Linked DNA regions of Homo sapiens: region 1 is linked to region 2. A link is an interaction called in ENCODE POLR2A ChIA-PET data of the cell type or tissue named here. Cell type or tissue: CD4-positive, alpha-beta T cell. All regions are shown on one strand. Links, peaks and the distances in the headings refer to the core of each region. The heading gives the core; the rest is flanking DNA. Region 1 overlaps ADA2 (adenosine deaminase 2). Region 2 overlaps TMEM121B (transmembrane protein 121B).

Evidence for each region. ChIA-PET counts read pairs that join two places held together with the same protein. Peaks named below come from ENCODE experiments on the same cell type or tissue, not always from the same donor. Only the 100,000 strongest peaks of a DNase experiment are listed, where the experiment ranks them.
Region 1: POLR2A ChIA-PET joins it to region 2 with 5 read pairs; 3 of 35 experiments call an interaction of 5 or more read pairs at or near these places.

What each region holds. Positions count from the first base shown.
Region 1 is chr22:17,207,449-17,210,356 of GRCh38, forward strand. ADA2 (adenosine deaminase 2) reads right to left here. Exons shown (of 10, transcript NM_001282225.2): 2 at 1,908-2,275. The coding sequence starts at 2,229. Among named protein-coding and RNA genes, the nearest start is that of ADA2, 11 kb to the right of the region's middle. In CD4-positive, alpha-beta T cell, for the core only: no CTCF peak of the experiment used is centred there; no DNase peak of the experiment used is centred there.
Region 2 is chr22:17,115,819-17,118,726 of GRCh38, forward strand. TMEM121B (transmembrane protein 121B) reads right to left here. Exons shown (of 1, transcript NM_031890.4): 1 at 479-2,908. Among named protein-coding and RNA genes, the nearest start is that of TMEM121B, 4.1 kb to the right of the region's middle. In CD4-positive, alpha-beta T cell, for the core only: no CTCF peak of the experiment used is centred there; no DNase peak of the experiment used is centred there; H3K4me3 peaks cover 566 bases; H3K27ac peaks cover 2,328 bases.

The DNA of each region.
Region 1 (2,908 bases), core at 207-2,706, 92 kb after region 2:
CAAAGGGGTGAAGTCCCATCCCAGGGCTCCGGGGCTTGGGGACAGTGTGGATCACAAGAAGACGTGCAAGCAGAAGGATTTCTGTCCAGACATGTTTCTCGGAACTTGTTTAAGGCTCTAGTTTAAGGATGGGGCTTCCATGTCTCACTAATCAGGAGCCAGGGGTGATCTTGTCCAAGAGGGGCAGCATGGGAGAGTGAGAGGGCATCAGGCTTGGAACCAGAGAACTGAGGTTCAAGTCAGGGCTCCATTGGCTTCTAGCTCTCCAATGGGAGCCCAGGCCTTTCAATGAGGCCACCCAACACTGCATGACGGGATACACTGGGATGAGCCCCAGGGCCACGGTCCTTTTCACACACTTGTCCTCCATCCTCTCATCCTGCCCCTCAACTCCTCTCCCACTGGCTTTTCATCCCCTGCGCTGGGCCTGTGTCTGTACAGCTTCTGGCCTGCAGGCTTTGCCAGTTGAATCCCCATGCTTGTCCTCCCCACCAGACACCAGCTGTGCCCCTTGCTCCCCTAGGCACAGTGCATGCTGTCCCTCTGCGCTTCTTGTGCCCATCCAGCCCCTGGCCCTGACACGAGCCCCCAGACACCCTCTTATGCCTCCCAGCAACTGGGGATGCTACTTTACTGACCTCACGATTATTATTATTTTTTAAATCTCTATTTATAACATTAAAAGAAAAAAAAACAGCTGGGCACAGTGGCTCACTCCTGTAACCCCAGCACTTTGGGAGGCCGAGGCAGGCAGATCACGAGGTCAGGAGTTCGAGACCAGCCTGACTAACATGGTGAAACCCCATCTCTACTAAAAATACAAAAATTAGCCAGGCATGGTGGCATGTGCCTGTAATCCCAGCTACTCGGGAGGCTGAGGCAGGAGAATTGCTTGAACCTGGAAGAAGGATGTTGCAGTGAGCTGAGATCACGCCACCGCACTCCAGCCTGGGCGACAGAACAAGACTCCGTCTCAAAAAAAAAAAGAAAAAAAAAGAAAAAAAAAAAACAGGTGTTAAGTCTTTGTAAACTGCAAGCTGCTATTATTTTTACATTTTAAATTAACATTTTTGGCCAGGTGCAGTGGCTCACACCTGTAATCCCAGCACTTTGGGAGGCCGAGGAGTGTGGATTGCCTGAGCTCAGGTGTTCGAGATCAGCCTGGCCAACATGGTGAAACCCCGTCTCTACTAAAAGTACAAAAATTATCCAGGTGTGGTGGTTCATGCATGTAATCCCAGCTACTCAGGAGGCTGAGGCAGGAGAATCACTTGAACCTGGGAGGCAGAGGTTGCAGTGAGCCAAGATCACACCAGTGCACTTCAGCCTGGGCAACAGAGTGAGACTCTGTCTCAAAAAAAATTTTTTTTAATAAAAAAAAAAATTAACATTTTTTGGGGAACAGGGTCTTGCTCTGTCGCCCAGGCTGGAGTGCAGAGGTGCCATCATAGCTCCCTGCAAACTCCACCTCCTGGGCTCAAGCGATACTCTCCACTCAGCCTCCAGAGTAGCTCGGATTACAGGTGCACCACCACCCCTGGCTATTTATATGTGCGGGATGCTAATTATTTCATGTTTCATGGAGGTGTGTTTATACTACTCCAGGATGCTATATCACATTGTATCCTATGTGGTAGCTTAGCCCCTGGGAAAACTAAAAAGGGAATAGCAAAGTCTCAGGGCTGGATGCTTTTCCAATCCTGACTGTCTGCGAGTCCCCCAGGAAGCAGGGGTTTTGGTTTTCAACACCCTTTTCCTAGTCTACCCATAAGGACAGAGGAGCAGAACAGCTGAGTGAGGCTTTCTCTGCTCCATCTAGAATAGCAACAGCCACAAGCACAGTAATAGCCCCAAGATGAGTCCCTCTACCTTCCCAGCACCCCAAGCCACCCCTTTCCAAACCTTACCTTTTGGCATCATCCTTAGAATATTAAACACTTGACTTCTCTCAATGAGATGCTTGGCCTGGAAAAAGTGCATGCTGGGTGGGAATATCAGGGTCCTCATGGCCTCCTTCATCTCAGCGATTTTGAGCGTCATGAGCCTCTCATTGGCCAGCTCCTCCTTGGTGTTCAGCACCAGCCGCCCCCCCAGCCGCATCATCTTTTCTTTCAACAACAGATGCGCCCGTGTTTCATCTATGGATAGAGCTGAGCCGAAGAAAGACATTGCCACAGCCAACAGCAAGAAGCACAGGGCTGGCCGCTCAGATGGGCCATCCACCAACATCGGGATGCCTGGACTAGGAAAGGGCTCAGATGGAGACTCCACGGGACTGCAAAGGAGAGTGGGGGAGTGAAAACCTACAGATTTAAGGGTGGAACTCTGATCTTCCTTTTCTCGCCCTGCTCTCAGATTACCAGAAGGCAAGATATTGAAGGATTCTTCTTCCAGACCCCAGAGAAAAGACCTACAGGTACAGACAGGTAGGGGTTTCCCAATTTTTTTTTTTTTTTTTTTGAGACGGAGTCTCGCTCTGCTGCCCAGGCTGGAGCACGGTGGTGCAATCTCGGCTCACTGCGAGCTCCGCCTCCTGGGTTCACACCATTCTCCTGCCTCAGCCTCCCGAGTAGCTGGGACTACAGGTGCCCGCCACCATGCCCGGCTAATTTTTTGTATTTTTAGTAGAGACGGGGTTTCACTGTGTTAGACAGGATGGTCACGATCTCCTGACCTCGTGATCTGCCCGCCTGGGCCTCCCAAAGTGCTGGGATTACAGGCGTGAGCCACTGCACCACCTGGCATTTTTTTTTTTTTTTGAGATGGAGTTTCACTCTTGTTGCCTAGGCTGGAGTGTAATGGTGTGATCTCGGCTCACTGCAACCTCCGCCTCCCGGGTTCAAGTGCTTCTCCTGCCTCAGCCTCCCAAATAGCTGGGATTACAGGCATGCATCACCACGCCCGGCTA
Region 2 (2,908 bases), core at 101-2,600:
TAGAAAGAAATGGGAAGCCGGGCGTGGTGGCACACTTCTGTAGTCCCAGCTACTTGGGAGGCTGAGGCAGGAGGATTGTTTGAGCCCAGGAGGTTGAGGCTGCAGTGAACTATGATGGCGCCACTGCACTCCAGCCCAGGTGACAGAGTGAGACCCTGTCTCAAAAACAAAGAAAAAGAAAGAAGGAAGGAAAGAAAAGTGAGAGAGAGCCGAGGGTGATGAGAAAAAATCGTTCTCAGGCTGAGTCCATTAGAGCTGAGCTGGCTGTGCCAACAAAGCATGTCAAGACACTCACCAGCTCCAGGCCACAGCTTCACTGCCTCCCTGAAAAACATGCCAACTGCCTAGAAGGGCCAAGGTGTACCCATAATGTTAACACAAACTTATAAAATAATGGCGAATGTCACAGTGACATTTAAGAATTTTGTAAGGAAACCAGGACAGAAAAGATCTTAAAACAAACCACACAGGAAGCTTGTCACAAGTCTCAAGTTTTTTATTTTCAGAACAGAGTCTGGTTTTATTTTTAAAAAGAGAAGGAAAAAAGTGATAAATGCTAGTGAGGTGCCACTTCCCTCCTTCTTCCAGGCTCTAACCGCCAGCTAGCTCTCTTTCACAAAACCCACGGATGCAGAATCAGGACATGTTAAAATGGAACAGTCTTTAGAGAGGGTCTAGTCTTTTTAAAATAAGTAAGGATTTGGGGACTAACAGAGAGGAAGCCCCTGACTTGCTGAATTGTTAGGAGCAGGCGGTTCTCGAGATTCTGAGCCCAGGATCCTTTTCTGTGAACCATGCACGTGCTGGCACTGGCCTCAGGAGACAGTGCCCTGCCTTGGCTGTCAGGTCCACGGAGAAATCTCAGGTTTGCCCCTTCACTAGGGATGCCCTAGAAAGCAAGGGCAAAGGAAGCTTTAGGGGTCATCGTGACTGGGGCAGGGGAAGTGAGTGCAAGGACTCAAGAAAAACACAGCAGAGGAAGGGACTGACCCTCTGAGCACACAGTGGTTGACCCACATGTGTAAAAGAGGGTGACTGGGGCTGAACTGGGGGCCTGATATCTGCCAGAATTGGCCAAGTTGCCATCAGCTTCTTGACATATCCAGGGAAGTGGCAGCTCATTGGAACTTATCACAGCCTCCCACCAAAAACCTAACAAACAGTACAGAGATTTTACAGTCAGGGAGGCCCAGCAGGAGATGGCCATCCAAACAATAGAAGGGGGGCAGATCAGGGGGCCAGCCAGCGGCTGGCCATGGCTCAGACACAATGTCCTTTCACAGTCACTGAGATTAGGTAGCAGAGAAACACAGCAAAGCTGGAGAGAGGACATGGGAACAGCGAGCAGCTGTTGGTACCCACCCAGGGCCCAGGCCCCAGAACCTTGAGTACAATCAAAGGGAGAGGAGAGGAGTCAGTGGGGGCAGGGGAAGAAGGCAGAAAAAAATACCAATTAAGTGTGAAATCCAGCCAGCTATTGGGCCACATAGGGTGAGGGACTGGAAGCACAGATTGTGCATGGAGTGTAAACATTTTCCCCCGCTGTTCCCTGCTCTGAGAGCATGAGGAGGCTCAAGAGAACTCTGGTCAAGCCTTCTGCCCCTCTTATGTCTGTCTACAAGGGTGTCTTCTGCTCCAAGCCCCCAAAACAGTTGTAAGAGGGGGCTTCAAGTGGGAGGCGGGGGCTTGGCCTGGGTGCTGAGTTAACGGCCAGTGACTTGGCACTTCTGACCCTCCCTGTGCACTCTGCAGCTGTGCCAGGCCCTGCCCCACACCCAGCCCAGGCACCCAAGCCCTCCCTCCGGCCTTCTCTGCTGGGGCTTCACACACCCAGTACAGAGCAGGGAATGTTCTGCAAGTGCAGCCTGGCTGGCTTCTCTCCCAGCCACCTTTACAGGGAGCATCAGGACCAGGGCTTTCAAGAGCCACAAACTCAAAAGAATGTGAGAGCTGAAATTACCTTCAACCTTAGAGATCACTCATCTAACTTCTACTTTTTTAATGTGAGAAAACAGGCCCAGGAAATAAAAATATGTCACTCAAAGCCAATGAGTGACAGAATCAGAACTAGAATCCACATCTTCTGGTAACTCGTCTAGAGTTTGTTACACTACATAAAACTTCCCAAACGTAAGAAGGGAGAAGGGGAAACAAAAATTCTTCAAGTTTCACCCCCACCACATCCTGTTGAGGGTGGAGGGAAGTGAGTATTTCCTGGCCTTGTTAGCTGCTGTCCTCCTGCACCCTTAAAATATGTAAAAATACTTATCCTGCCTCAAAGACTGCAAGAGTGACATTCCACACCGACTGTAAGTGCACAGTCCCCGGATGTCTCTTGTCATCACCCTCAATGAGAGGAAGAGGGAAAGTTCTGCAGCCTGCCTTGGCCCTAGTGAGACTCTTAACCAGACCAGAGGTGGGAGGTCACCACCTCACTTTCTGATCTACACTTCCTAGAGGAAGGACAGGTGGGGAATGGGGCTTCCTACTCCCTTGGGCCCATGGGAGGCCCAACTTCACATCCATCCAGGAAACCCACCAAAGCTATTACTCTAAGCCCAGATCCGACCCAGTCGGCACCAAACCACAGGAAGGATAAGAGTTCTAGGTGCAGAGGGAGGAACAGAGAGAGGCCAAGCCAATGGCTGATACTCCGCAGACCCTGTAATAACACTGGCACCAAACCCCAGCTGGAGCCAGTGGCCATGGCAAATGCAACTTCTGAGTATTTTGTCTTCATTTTTTGCAAGCAGCATCAGTGCATGATGCAACAAAAGTTGAAAGCACGGAGGTAGAAATGCTCACTCACCCAAGAAAGGGTGCAGTTTGGTCCTTAGAGAATGGATCCCCTCCTCTCCCTGAGCTGAGAAGAGAGGAGCAGTATTGAGGAAGATCCTGGGTGAGATTC